Regions from separate parts of the Homo sapiens genome. Here region 2 is linked to region 1. A link is a loop called in an ENCODE intact Hi-C map of the cell type or tissue named here. Cell type or tissue: transverse colon. All regions are shown on one strand. Links, peaks and the distances in the headings refer to the core of each region. The heading gives the core; the rest is flanking DNA.

Region 1 (7,984 bases), core at 1,871-6,870:
TCAGGTTTGCTGAAGAGTTACCCTTATGGTCATTGTTGCATACAAATCAGCTACTGTTAGAGAGGTTTATTGCATCATTTTATGCTGCTAGCACTTCTGTTAGGCAGTGGTATAATATGTAACTGGAAAAGAAAACCCCTCCTGTTATATTTTCCCTTATACGTTACTAGCACATGCAGTGCACGTTAAGAACAATAGTCTTTTGTTCTGTTCTGTTTATAAAAAGAAGAAAAAGCATCCAGAACAATGGGTGAGAAGAAACAAAAACCTGTCGCCTAAATCAAGGGATTGGTATTCTCCAAATCATTGCTACCGCATTGAGCCATTTTCTCTGGTAAGACCAACTGAAACGTGAGAAAGAGCAATAATGTGAGCAAAACCAATTTACTCTTGGTAGGAAATTGGAAAAAACGGTAGCAGAGATCTAAGCAGATCTGTCTCTGAAATAAGCTACCACAAAACAGTATTTCCACACTCTTTTTACATTGAGACATTCGATTAACTAAGTAATTCAACTCGAATTTCTAGCCCAGCTCTCAGTACAATGACTTGACAGCTTGCCTTTAGCACTTCGCTTGTATGTTTGCTCATAACTGGCATAAACAATCAAGACAAAAGCAACACATTACCTAAATGGCCTTGGTTTACCTGCAACAAAAGGCAGAATGGATATTGTCTTACATACCCAGCAGAAAGGGAAAAGGCATGGCTGACCATATTTTTTTTTTTTAAAGCAGGGGAAGGAGGGCTGTTTTCCTTCCTTTCTGAAATTTTGCCATGTTACTCTAACTGCAAGCATTGCTATCAACTTCAATGTGGCATATGTTATTAAGTGTTTCTGAAGAAAGACATTAGTATTAGGTAACAGCATTATGACTAAGAAGAATGAGTCAAATATTCTGCACTCCCAGCTTTAGTAAGACTTCTGCAGGCATACTAGAAACATCTACTGAGATATATGTAAAATGACTTTAGAATCTCAACAATGTAGATATAAATACATGTTTGTATTTCTGTTTTAAAAATTTTGTGTAAGTCATCCTTGAATGCATTTCCTAATATTTTTAAATAGCTTGATTTCCTCTTAACTAATTGCGTGGCATGGTGAAAAAGTTTTCAATGTAGTTTAGTATAAAACCATTTATTGGATTCCCACTGTGTGCCTACTGATAACTTTTAAGCATAACAGAGATGAATGGTTGTTAGTTGAGCTCAGAGATTCTTAATGTCTTCAAGTCTCTGATTTTTATAGAAATTTTCCATGTATAATGAGTTTTATCTCACAAAAACTGCCAGAGAGAGGAGATGCTTAGAAGGAAAATGAGACCTTGAAGAAGGAGAGGGCAGACAACATGAACCAAGAGAGTAAATTGTTCTCCTGCATGGGTAACTTTGAAAAGTATCAATGATAGGTTATACTAAAAAAAAAAAAAAAATCCATATTCTATGATGTCATCAATGCCTTGAAACTCAAGACTTTTCCAGTTTCCTGGATCAATGGCTTGAGAAATGTCCTAAATACAGGGTCACAATTTTGTGTGATAACCATCCCATATCCCCCCTCTGCCCCCGAAATTTTCCTTTAAGGGGGATATTGTTTTCCTTCCCAAAGGGTATATGATTCGGAGATGTGGAAAACGCATCTCCTGAAAAGAAACTATTAATTGGCATATGATATTATTATAAGGCTTTATTTTCCTTTGGAAAAAACCCAAAAACCAAAGAATTACCAATTTTTAAACGATTTTCAAAATGAGTAACTGAAAAATCTCAGAAGCAACCCCCAAACTATTGCGTCACGCAGTTTGTGGGTATTTTAGTGTCTTTTTAAAAATCAGTGTGTATGATCTCTATTTTCTGGGTGACTAACATTAATTAAAATGAACTGCACAATCAGAGAGTGAAGATAAATATGCACCGCTTATTCCAGTTTTTCTTTCTTCCAATGACACTATTTAGACTGATAAACATCACTTGGCCTTGGCAATCTAGACGCACAGGCCTGTGAATAAGCCCTAATTAAGTTAAGTGGTATCTCTCCAAGGACATCTGCTACCAAAAGTTTCAAATATCCACAACAAAACATAATATTCCTACCTCCAGAAACATGATTAATATAGAAATATTTTTCTCCAAAAGGGTAAAGTTAGGATTTGAGATATTGCTTCCTTTATTTTAGAGCTACAAAACTTCCAGTCTTATGTCACTTCTTTTTTTCTGTTTCAGTTATTTACATCGTCTTACTCCCCACACAGTTTGACAGGTATAATTAAAATGAATGTAAACAATCAAACAGAAAAGCATTATTATGCAGTAGAGGCTGGAAGAAAATCTAACATTTTTTTTTCTCTTTGGTGAGGAAGTGGCTTAGTTAAACTTTCCCTCGACCTCTATTGATTTATGATACACTTCCTTTCAGATGGTGTCTCTACAAAGCAAAGTGAAATGGACGGTTTTCCAGCTAATTTGTTTTGTATGGACAGCCAAGCTGGACACTTGCAGACCACAAAGTCTGTGAATGAGAACCTGGGAGCTGACATGAGAAGAATTGAGCTGGAGCCTTTTGCCATCACTGAATAAATAACTTACCCTCTTGAATCCTTACCTGTACAACTGGCATGAGACACCAGCCTGCCTTTCACACAGCTTGTGATCTAATAAGATAATGCTTATGTACCTGTTTTAATATAAATAGACTGATATTAAAATGGCACATAACACAATCATTTTTACTACATCAGTCTTCATTATAAATTATTTTATATGTATTGATAGGACTGAGTTGCTAGATTTTCAAATGAATGTTTGATGAGTTACACCAAGATAATACAAGCATTTTTAATATTTATAGACAAAAAAGTTTATTTTTCATATTTCTGATGATGAGAGAAAGATTCTTATTTTGTCTGTTATTAAATAAGCTGGATGTACACAAGTTTTCACATTTTCTGATTAAAAAAAGATTTTAAAAGAAAAAAAATGTTAATCAAATGCCCGTATGGGGAGAAGTAAAATTTTTGTTGTGGCAAAGTTAAAGTGCACCTCTCTCAACAACACTGAATTTTTGCAAACACTGAGTATTTACTTGGTTCAGCCAATGTTAGTTGTAAGTTTAAGGTAATTATAGTACTTGAATGGTATAGAGGAGGATAGCTATTACAAATTGGGGGAGAAGGAAAGGAACTTCAGTGGTCTCGGAAAATTTAAGACAGAATTTGACCGTTCTTGTTTTTTAAAAACACGATGCCCCATCATCCTTTGATCCACCAGTAAGAATATGAAGCTGCACCCCACAAGCTACATAGCATAAGGTGATTTAATGCATTGTCTATATTTTATACTATATTACAATGCAGCTTACACATATTCAAAACAATTGTTAGGCTACAGCTTTGTCACATTGTGCATTATTTACAATCACTTGTAAATCCAGAAAAATACACACGCGGAGAAATGAAAGCAGGAGGTAGAGATTGTTTTAATGTGATTATATTGGCATCTGATATGATAGTGCTTTGGACCATATTGACATGAGTGAGGATTCTAAGTAGCAACTGTTCAATACCATCCGTTGGACTTCTCTGATAGACCACTTAACTATCTCAGCTTTTCCAGTGATCATCTCATTTATCTAGGATTATTGCACTGAATTTACTGTTTGGTTTTCTTCCAGAACTGAAATGTCAAGTCCAGTGTCATGTATGCAGTAGCTTTGTGCTGTGAGAGCTTCACAGATCCCCCAAAAGCTGCTAGCAGTTGATCTTTGGATAGAGCTAGAAATAAATAAATCCTCTTTAGCAGATCAATATTCATCCCATTTAATGCTTGATGTGAAACTTGTGGATTTGTGGTGGTAATGCTGATGTACAGCTAATCGTTGAAAATGGGCATTAGGGCTTTTATAGCATGGCAACATATTGTCAGGCAGGAAGGGAAAGAAGTGGAAAACACAGCCTGGAAAAAAAATATGGTAAGTTTATATAAATTTGCTGCATATTCGGAATCCACTTGGGGGGTTTTACTATGCAATACTAGAAGCTAATAATGTGGACAACAAACAGATCTGCTCTGTAAAAGAAATCTCTGTGGCCTTTCCTTGGTTTGCCACTCTTTGTTAGACTATGTATAAAAATGATGTATCTAACTCGTTTTGAGACCCTGGTGTTAAAGAAATCGATACTGAAAATTTTTTCTTTTGTTGATTGTTACAAGTTTCAATAATTACAGCACAAAAACCAGTTTCACATTAAAAACTATAACTTGGAGAAACAATGGAGTTTTCACACTAGAAATTCATACTAAAAATTTTAAAAAATGAATGAGAGTTTCATACTCAAAAGAATGGAGTATAAAACCGTGTCCTGAATAAACTCAAACTGACAAGAAAGACATCCTGCTAGTGAGAGAAGTTGAAAATATGGCTAGTGCCAATGGCTATTTTTTTTTCTAGTCGTTGGTGTGAGAGTCATGTCACACATTTCTTAGATTGCAAGAGTAAAATTTATCCTTTTCAATTCTACAATTTTATTTTTTGCTATAGATATATGATAATTCCTACTGTCATGGTGTCAGATAAAGCAAGCTGGTGCCCGGCATTCTTTGCATGCAATAACTTTTAGCCCGACCACATAAGCTGTAATACAGACACTTGTGGTCATCAATGGTATATTTTCAACCCATATTTCTTGATTATTAATTTAATATAATGCAAGCAAAATGTGCATATGATCCTTGTGTGAAAACTTTGACTTCTCAATGTTCTTACAGATTCAGGCTGCCCCTGCTGAATTTTAGAGAGCGTCAAAACTTATTGGTTAAAGGGATGCCTTTATGAGTAAAACATGAGAAATATTCACTTACTGTAAGTATTGAAACTAGAGAACTGATATTGATTTGTTTTCCCTGGATAAATGATATTCTTTCTTAAATAGGTTTCCTTTACATTTACTGAGAAATGAAACACTATAATCTTTACATGGTGGGAGAGGTCGTTAAGCCTAAAATATGCAGAGTAACATCTGCTGGGTACAGATATTTGGGGGACTTCTCAGAAGTGTCAGCTTCCGTTGTGCAAGTCCTAAACTTTACAACTGATTAATATTTTCCCCTGGTAAGGGATCTTGGGCAGTCACAGTTCCCCTGGTTTGCAAAGGCTGACAGATGAGCAAGGAGGTCATGGTCACAAGATAATGTTTATCTGGTGAAGAGTAAATCAGTAAACAGGGGAGGAAAGGTATGTTTATGCTGGAGGCCATGGAAGTTGGGAAACAGTAATGTGCAAAGCAGAAGATAACAATTGGGAAAGTGTGTGTGTGGGTGTGGCTGCAATAGTATACACCTGTGAGTTCATGCACATACATGCAGAAATACATCCAGTTAATCTGGATATGCCAAGAGGCATAATAATATATGAATGTATAAGCAGAGACACAATCCATTATGTTATGTGTTGATGTGTGTGTGAGTGCATATATACAAATGGGATATCTTAGTCCTCTTCTAGGGCTTGAAAAGACAAATGTATTTAAAAATATCTGTCCTGAAAGTAAAAACCTTAAAGTTTGTATTAATTCATGAATAACTGAATAACAAACACAGAAGGTAGGGTGTCTTCTTTCTACCTTTATATTTTGAGGTTGATATCAGAGAAGATGAACAGCCTTTTGCTCTACACAGCAAACCTTTTTAACCTGAAGAATGTTGTGCTGATTGACCTACTGTGACAATTCTCACATACATCTAAAATGATACATAAGTCAAGGATTTTGTAATTTTCAATCCAGAAATTAAATATTTTCCAAGTTCTGGACATTTCATTTATAGGAGATTATTATTAGGAACGTCACAGTTGGCACATTATTTGATATACTGGGTCATTAGAAAACTAGTAAGCAATACTATTTCACAATAGTTATTCACTATATTTATTATTATTCACAATTAATAATGTAACCATTATTCACAATAGTTACATTCTCCCACTTGAGTTCTGGAAAGTACTATTCATGTAGCTTCTCAGGAATAAAGAGAAAATATGTCCCCAAGCACAAGTGGAACAACTTGCTTCATATTCTCCTCTCAGTTACCATGTTGCTCATCTAAAGAGAAGATTTCGAAGAATTTTTTAAAAAGCAGATGTTACTAGGTTTACCATTTTCTGTGTGCTGGCTACTCAGAATCCAAGATACAAATGATGCATTTGCCCTTATGATTTTTCTCACTGATTTAACAAATAGTTATTGAACACATTTTGTGTGCTAGCCAAGATGTGGCTCTTGGTCAAGATGTCACACCTCTTATTTTCGCTTTTCCTTTAGTCCCTGAAACATTGGTATGTATGTGCATATTTTTCAGATGTCCATATTTGTCAACCAAATCATTTGTGGAGCAATATCAAGTATAAATAATACAAAGATGGTTGGGGTGGTGAATGGGTGAACAATTAAAGCATATTCTATCAAGACATGCATATGGATACATGGATATATAGACAGCCAGTGGGTAGTGTGAAGAGACTTATGTTATTATGGGTTCCTGGCTACTCACAAACCGCAGAGTTTTGCCAATTCTCCTAGATCAGAACCCACTAGGTGAGCAACAGATTACATTCTTCTATGGGAAACAAAAACTATCCAGGCTGCACTACTTACAGAAAGAAGCAGGGTCAGCTTCCTAAATTAGAGAAAATAAGACCTAAATTTTTACTAGAAATTAAGTAATTTGAGCACCCACATGTAGGTAGAAAGGTAAATTAAAGGGAAAATTCAATAACTCAGAAACTCTCCTTAGAGAGGGCTAGAGAGGAAAAATGTATGTAGAATACATTTATGTTGTTCAGAATATGTGTGCTTATTATAGAACCGAAAATCAGGTTATAGTCAGGGAGTAAGCCCTTCAGCCTATCTCTCTGGAATGAAAGGCTTCAAAGGTAATATATTACCCTGAACAATGCATTGTTTGATAATGTGTCTTCCAGGGGATTTAGAATCATTAAATGATGGAATCACATAATTTTATGTGGGGTTGGGATTCAACCAACCGCACCTAAAATTAGTTGGGGTTCAACTTTCTAAAAGTTCTAATCAAACCAGTGGTGAAATCATGATAGTGAGGTGAGAACTAGGATTGTTTCTCACCAATATTTCAGACTGAATTTCTCACTCATTTCAGACCAAATGAGTCCATTTTCTAGAAGGGTTTCTATTGTGAAATGTCTTCCACGGACTAATGTACACAAGGGAGACTTGGCCTTGTGAGTCACTGGCAGACGGATGCTTTATCAGTGTATTTTGTCTGTGCAAATATAATTTATCATATTTTAACTAAAATTTGCCAGAAGAAATACTATTTAAATGTGGAAGTTCATCACTTTACCTCACTTCCACTAATCCTTGTTAAAATATTATAAATAACGTAGAGCTTAGAGTTGCAAAACAGAGACCTAACAAGACTTAACCAAAAATCTTTTGTAAAAGATTCAAGTAAAACCTTACAACAGATAACTAAACCAACATGCTTTGATCCACATGAATTATCTATAGTCTTTATCCTTATCTTTAAAAAATGGGGAAGAAAAAAAATCCTCATATTTTAAGCAGATTATTTTATAGAGGCTTTTCTCAAAAAAAAAAAGAAAGAAAGAAAGAAAATGTCCTTTGAGATTTCAAGATATTTCTGTAAGTAACTCTTTTCTAAAGAGAGTTTGATTTGCTCTAGTTTTATGAACCTGCAAGGACTTTTCATCGCTGGAATATGCACAGGTTACTTGCAAAGCTCCTTGAAAAGATTTGTGCCCTCTTTTTATGAAGACAATGAATGAGTAGGAATTTTATACCACAGACAATGAGCGAGAGACAGGAAGACACTTTGATGTTCAAATAATTCGACAAGTTTTGGCATTCTTAAAAAATAATGAAAAGGATCTTTGCCGAAATTTTATTTTGTTTTTGTTCTGTCTTCAGTTCAATAGGCGGGTTCAGGCAGG
Region 2 (7,984 bases), core at 1,972-6,971, 210 kb after region 1:
TCTACAAGTCCAAAGCTTGGATTATATGTTTTGATAAGCAAATGGCTCAACACTTTGAGTTGAACACAGAAGAACTGATAGAAACTTTGAAAGTTCAGCCTTTCTTCTCTCCCACCTACACCAATCTCTTTTCCCAATAAAATGAATAACATCATTCTTGCCCTCCCTCAGAAAACTAAAAGAGTTACAATTGTTTTATTTTTTTAAATAAACCCCCCCCTCCAATATAAGTAGGCATATTGGAGGATGCAAACGAAGAAGTAATAGGCCAAATTCACTCAGTCAACACAGCTAAGTTTGAGGAGGTATATCCATATAATCTGTTTGTTTGTTTGTTTGTTTGTTTGTTTGTTTGTTTGTGAAGGAGTCTTGTTCTGTTGCCCAGGCTGGAGTGCAGTGGCTTGATCTCCACTCACTGCAACCTCTACCTCCCAGGTTCAAGGGATTCTCCTACCTCAGCCCCCTGAGTAGCTGGAATTACAGGCACACGCCACCACGCCCAGCTAATTTTTGTATTTTTAGTAGAGACAGGGTTTCACCATGCTGGTCAGGATGGTCTTGAATTCCTGACCTCGTGATCCACCCACCTCGGCCTCCCAAAGTGCTAGGATTATAGGCGTGAGCCACCGTGCCCGGCTCGTATAGTCATTTTTAAAAAATTTTTTGGATTTGTGTCTTCAGGCCAAATATGTGCTCTTCCTGTTACTTCATTTACACCCCTCTTTATTGAATGACATCTGGCTGTTGAGCACTTTCATGTCAATGTCTTGACTTCTGAAGGTGTTTGGATTGACCTGAAACAAATATTGAATGTATAGATGCATATATATCTATGTCTTCCACTAACAGGAAATATGTCTTCTTTTCAAACAATCATAAAACATTTGTAAATATTGTTTCAAGAATGGACAAACAAATCAACAGAACAATAGAGACCATCTTAAGGCCAAAAAACTAAATGAAACCATTTTATATATAAATGTGTATATATTTGTATATATGTATATATATAATATAAATATATTTGTATAAAATATATTTATGTTATATATACATATATGCATATATAATATAAATATATATACATTAATAAAATATATAAATAAATACATATTATATATGAATTATATATAATTAATATATAATATATTAAATTATAATTAAACTATATTATATATTAATTATATGTAATTTATATAAATAATAATATATAAATAAAATATATATACATATATACATGAATGAATCATTACAAACTAATGCATGCAGATGAATTATCCAAATGTTCTGAGGAAATTATACTTTTGAGGAACAGATTAAGTTGGGTTGCAATTTTATAATGCCATCCATGAAAATAAATTTAATAAAAAAATAAAAGCAGAAAACAAATGTAAATTGGCAACTGTTTAACTGATCTCAGAATTATCAGAATGGATAAGAGCTTTCTAAACTGGGAAAAAAATGAAATTCCTCATTAGGAAATTCTAAACTTACCTATGTAAAATTTGAAGATCTCTGAAGAGCAAAGCCTCTGCAGAAAATTGTAAGACAATTCAAACTGAGAATATTATTTATATCCATGCTGACTGATATTTAATAATATTTTCTATATTAAAAACTTACTCAAACTCATAAAGGAGACACTAAAACTTAGACTGAAAATAGACATGAATACAAAATTCACAGAAGATGGCATATAAATTGTTAATAAGATATGAAATAAAATATTCAAGTTATTAATAAATAGAGATACCAGTTAAAACAGACAATACGATGTTTTCTAAGTTGTCCTTTTTTAAAAGATAATATTTAGTGCTGCCATGAGTGTATTGAGAAAAGTCTCTCACACACACCTGGTGGGAAAGATAAACTGGTATAAACTTTCTGGAAAATAATCAGACAACATGAACAAAAATTAACAAATATATTGCTATTTAACCCAAAGGAAATAGGCAGAAATAAGAATAAAGATGTATATTGAAAGAATTTCATAATAGGTTGTAAATAAAAACAAATATTGGATACAACCTAACTTTGAATAATAGAAAAATAATTAAACAAATAATTTTTGAAGAATTTGCATGTGATTAACACGCAAATGTTTTAATGTAACATTAGGTGGAAAAGTATATGTATTCATATATTTCAACTCAGACAAATTCTAAACCACATTAAAAAACACAAAGAAAATAAAACAATGTAATTAACTACCTTAATTATATTTAGGTAGTACAATTACAAAAGTTGTACTTTCTCCTAAAAATGGCTCAATATTTTCTAAATTTTGTAATGCACATGTATTATTAAAAGTTTTTAAAAGTACTCTTTGAGCACTGACTATATTTTTTAATAGTTTGGAAATATCTCTTGAAAACACTTAAAATATAGCTTTATATCACAATGAGCCTGGCACTGCTGTCACAGCACAGAGTTCAGATCTGAAGTATCTATTGCAAGACTGTTAGAGACAGGCAGAAGGGCAATGAATTTTCCTGCACCTGAGAAGCACACAGTCTAGCAAAGACACAGACAAGGAAGTCGACTACTAGAATAGAAACTGCTAAATGCTATAACTGAGACACTCAGGTGGAAGCACAGTCAAAAAACAGTTTAATTCAACAGCGAAGACATGGAATCAACCTAAATGCCCATCAGTGATAAACTGATGTGGTATGTATACACCATGGAATACTATGCAGCCATAAAAAAGAATGAGATCATGTCCTTTGCAGGGCTGGAGGCTATTATTCTCAGCAAACTAATACAAAAACAAAAACCAAAATTCCACATGTTCTACTTATAAGTGGGACCTAAATGATGAGAACACATGGACACATAGAAGGGGACAACACTCACTGGGGTCTATCAGAGGGTGGAGGGTGGGAGCAAGAAGAGGATCAGGAAAAATAACTAATGGGTACTAGGTTGCATACCTGGGTGATGAAATAATCTGTACAACAAACCACCATGACACAAGTTTACCTATGTAACAAACCTGCACATGTACCCCTGAACTTAATAGAAGTTTTTTTTTTACATGAATTCACCCCAGAGGAAGGAGGGTGCATGACTGGAAAAATTTCCGAGGAGAAGTTAACATCTGATCTGACTCGTTCTTCTCTTCTCCCCCCTCACTCTTTCTTTTCTTCTCAAAGTAGGTTAGAGACAGAGGAGGCACAGTAAAGAGATAGAGCTTTTAAAATAGGGAAACAAAGTCATGTTATGAGGGGTTGTTAAAATCAGCTGGAGTAGGGATTATTTATTTTTATTATCTCAACTCTGAGAACTCTGAAAATCTAAGGCCCCTTCCTGATACATAGAGGGGGGAAATACCACCCTGATAGAACTAGAAATGGGAAGTGTTGAGGATTCTGCTGTGTCTCAGGCATGGAATTTAGATCCTGGGGGCGGGATGTAGCAGAGAGAGATTCTTCAAGAAAAGACAAGCTGCACAGCTGCAAGGAGTGAATTGTGAGACTGACAACTTCCAGAAGTCACTCTTTTCCGGGAGCAGGAGCTAGCCAATGACTGAACAGTGATTCACAGGGCCGGCTATTTCCACCCAATGTGTACTCCTCTGGAGAGCAGTCATGGCTCCTGACCTCCCTGTTGGGCTCCATCAGATGGCATCGCAATCTGATGATTTCCCCACCCATTTCTGCGTTCTTCACTCTTGCACTCCTACTCAGTCTCTATATTTGCTTCTCAGAGAACCCAATGATCACAGGCAAGGTAAGTCCAAAAAGTCCAGAGAAGTGCAGGCAAAGAAGAGAAGAGAAAAGAAACAGAACCAGAGAAAAAAAGAGAAATGTTGGCCTCTCATGAGATGAACTTGGCCAATAGTAATATAATTTTCTTTCTGGAAATGTTATGTTAGCTGTTGCAGGCTTTACTAAGAAGCACACAAGAGACATGCAGTGAGGTTACAGCACGTATAGCAATCAGGAGGAATGAGACCTTTAGAGAACTGGCACCACCTGGTTGGTTTGGATGAATAAAAAAAAATGTACATTGGGACACAACAAAAATTTGGCCTGGAGACTTAGGAGCCAGACCATGGGGAATGCTGTATCCTATGTCAAGTAAATGAGTACATTTCCTTACAACTTTCTTAAATGCCTTCTTTTTGACCTCCATTATTACTATAATCCTATGCAAGGACAATGGAATTACATAAAAATCCTCAGTGAAATTTATTAATACAATACTTTCAGTGAATATTGGAAACAAAATCAAATATCAGAGAGGAAGCATGCATTTTCCTGCTAGAACATCCACTTATCCTTGTGTCTGGCAGGCTATTAACTCCAATTATAACAAAACAGGTGGCAATTTGAGCACATATAAGATTTAGTTAAGATATGTGTTTAAAGGTTTTTATCACCAGTGTGCTCTCAGACGATAACAATTTCTCTGTGATGTGGTGTCTCCCAGATCAAAGTTTCCAGATGTCTTTACAAAACTGTAGGGAACCATCTATCCAGAGAGCTCTTCTTTCCTGTGACATAAGTTTGCCTTTCAGACATGTCACAATCACTTAACCATGACTCACAACCACTTTGTGTGGACACCTACATGAAATTGATTGTTGTTTACAAGGCTTTGGAACTAGGCTAGTTCCTCGTGGCCTTTGCTTCACTGTTATCTATCACACAATGACAAGACAGTAAGTACATAAATTCATTTTGTTTCAAGTGTTACAAAGAACAAAAGAGGCCAAATAGCCCATAAGGTAGTCTCCTAAATGGATATTTTCCGGTGATATCCCATGGCCCTCACTGGTTGACACTGCCCTATAAAACATTCCTACAGCAGATGTCTGTGTCTGTGGTAATGACCCAGATGGGCTCAGGTTGAGAATTGCTTGAAAGCAGGGGTTTTGTCTTATTATTCTTTGCGTCTGTAGTGCCTAGAGTGACCAGTAGATGGAAATTGTTGGTTCGCATTTCAGCTTTGCAAATCAGGAATATGTTCTCTAAAAGCTGTGACATTGCTCCAGTGATTGAGCTAGAAATGGAACTAAAACGGAGGGAAAGAGCTTAGTAAATTTTTTCTTAAACTTTTTTTATTAAAGTCCTTTATGAAGTAAATGGCCCATGAGAATCCATCCTCAGTAACTTTCTCTCATCCAGTCGTACGTGGCTGACTTCTGCAAAGCCTGATGTGCCATTGCCTAGCAAGAACTCCACAAAGTATGGGGAGCTACCAGCTGTAAATATACTGCACTTCCCTAGAATTAATTTCTATGACACTAATGAAAGTTTTGCAATTGTGCATATTGACTACCAAACAGACTTAAAATGTCAACTTTTTATTTATGTTCTATCAAAGCAATTCTATAGCATGCTTTTTTGCCTCCATCAGGATTATCATAAATTAAACCAGTATGAATGATGAAAAATAAATTTTAAAAAAGAAAACTGATATGAATAAGCTTAAACAAAAGTGCCAATAACAAAACAACGAAAAATGTAAATGCCACTTGATTCGCCTTTCCTTCGTGTCCCTGCCCTCTCCTTTTCTTTTCCCCAAAGGGTTCTATAAACTATACTGAACAGACTAATGCTCTAAGGCCCTGACTCCTGCTCCTCGGGAGCTTGATCATAAATTACGGTTGTACAAATTTGTAAAAGGCTTCATCTGTAAGCTTAGCTAAAGCACACATGTAAAAAAATTTTTAAATAACAATAATTTTTTAGAAGGAGATATAAACAAATGAAGAACTTAACCATCTAAGGAAATCACAAAATGAATAGATTGTTCAATATTTTCCTTCACATTCCTTAACAACATTACAGTTGACCAGAAACATGTATGCTATCATTCACCAAAATGCAGAACGGAAATCTAGTTTAATTTGAAGCAGACAGGTTAAAAGGCAACGCTTTATTGGAGAAATTTTCATGTTAAAATTAATAAGAATTGGATAAAAATTGTGAAATAAACTAGCTTGCCTTTGACATCTTCCCCAATTCAAGGAAGAACATTTTCCTACCATTTGTATTTCCTCTTGCCCCTCTCACCGCCTAGATTTATTTTTTGTTCCCTTAATGAATTATTATGTTTGTATTACTAAAATAATATCTATTTTTAGGCAGCATTTAACCTCAGAAAGTGCTGTGTATCTCTTTATGATATCACCTACCAAATATATTGGCATGTTTATATAACTCTCTCTCCAAAATATAAATTCTTCCAGCCAGAAACTTTGAGCCTTCAGTGCCTTCTTAGTAAATGGCATATATTAGGGACTCAATATTTATTTCTTATTAAAATAAACAAAACATATCCACAAGTTCACCACTCAGAGTTATTTTCTTTTATATTTTTCTATATTTATTTCCAATGTTTTTATTTTATTGTTTCTGGATCATTTTTTAGGTTGGAAAATAATACAAAAAAATTTTTTTGGATAAGAAAATTCTAACATTCAAAAAGCCCTTCAGGATCAAACAAATAAATCTTAAGTGGTAGAAATGAAGATGGATGTTCCAGAAAGCCAGAGAACATACCATCATTGCCCACATTATGATACCTGCTACTCCACTTCTTTGTAATGTTAACCCTCTGCTGTTAAGGAACCAACATTTTTTCTATAAGAGATAAAAGATATACCAATAAAATAAACTCAGGAAGAACCATGAAATATTAAATATAAGTTGGAAATTTCAGTGTGAGCTCACCATTTTGTTGTATGGTTTTCTAGCTCTAATTTCTAATGAATATAGAAATGATGATATCTCTGTAGCAATGAGCACATCTTGTGCCCAGGTCTTGTATTCTAACCACCATTCTTCACTGAAAGAAACCACAGGAACTTAAAAAAATATTTATTTCATGTTTGAGTCTGGGAAAATACAAACTGAATTTGAGAAATCTTGTTGCACTAGAAAAAAATAGAAGTGCTCAAAGACTATTTAGGTTGTATTAATGATTTATTGCTACATAAGAAATTACTCCCAAACTTAGGGGCTTAAAACAATAAACATTTATTATCTCACAGTTCTGTGGATCAGAAATAGGAGAGTGGCTTAACTGGCTGGATCCTCTGACTCAGTCTGTAACAAGACTGCAATGAAGTTGTCAGGCAGGCTGCAGCTCTCTGCAGGCTCAACTGAAAGAGGATCTGCTTATAAGCTCACTCCCGGCTGTGGACAATATTTGCTTCCTCATGGCTGTTGGACTGAAAATTTAAGTTACTAATCAGCTATTGATCAAAGGCCTCTTTTATCTTCCAGCCACATGGACTTCCTCATAGGGAAGCTTACAATATGGCACCTCACTTTCATTATGGAGAGCAAGCAAGAGAGTAAGAGAAGGTAAGCAAGACAGAAGCCACAGGCTTTTTATGACCTAACATCAGACATTACATACTATTCACTTTTGCCCTGTCTTCTTTTGGTAGAAGTGAATCACTAGGTCCAGCCCACCCTCAAGGAGAGGAATTATGTAAGGTCATGAATACCAAGAAGCAGGGATTATCCAAAACCATTCTAGAGGCTGCCTATCACATGGATCATGTCAAAGATCAAAGGAACAGCTTGAATGGGCTCCAATTGAGTTGACCATTTAGGGAAATTTGACCATCTATAAGAATAAATATAATAATTTATTATGATATAATAGATTTTAAAAATCCATGAGTCCATACTGATTTTTAAAAAGTGGGAAGCAGAGAATTACATTCTTATTTATAAAAGAATTCCAGCTAATAAATGTAGAAGAAATGATAGAATTAGAGAATCATCATTTTATAACCCCCAAATGTAATAAAGGATTCAGACAAGGATTACTGCAAGGAGTTAAAACCATTAGGTCGAATGTAGTTGTGTAGCATGATAGTCATATAGTGCCAAAATATCATCTAACATTGAATATTAATTAACAATAGCAAAAATGTTTTGCCTTTTTCAGTAGCAATTCTGACGATTAGCACTCAGCCAATCACTAATAGTTGGATAACTTTATATTATATGCTCCCTGA

What was found. A loop is a pair of places that touch in the nucleus more often than their neighbours do. Peaks named below come from ENCODE experiments on the same cell type or tissue, not always from the same donor. Only the 100,000 strongest peaks of a DNase experiment are listed, where the experiment ranks them.
Region 2: it touches region 1 in a loop (11-fold over the local background); 59 of 110 quality-filtered maps call a loop at or near these places.

What each region holds. Positions count from the first base shown.
Region 1 is chr4:111,632,071-111,640,054 of GRCh38, forward strand. LOC105377366 (a long non-coding RNA gene) reads left to right here and starts at 100. Exons shown (of 6, transcript NR_188427.1): 1 at 100-334; 2 at 4,768-4,861. In transverse colon, for the core only: no CTCF peak of the experiment used is centred there; no DNase peak of the experiment used is centred there.
Region 2 is chr4:111,842,988-111,850,971 of GRCh38, forward strand. All of the region lies in intron 1 of LINC02945 (long intergenic non-protein coding RNA 2945), which reads right to left. LOC105377369 (a long non-coding RNA gene) reads left to right here and starts at 3,302. Exons shown (of 4, transcript XR_939077.3): 1 at 3,302-3,732; 2 at 7,239-7,319. In transverse colon, for the core only: no CTCF peak of the experiment used is centred there; no DNase peak of the experiment used is centred there.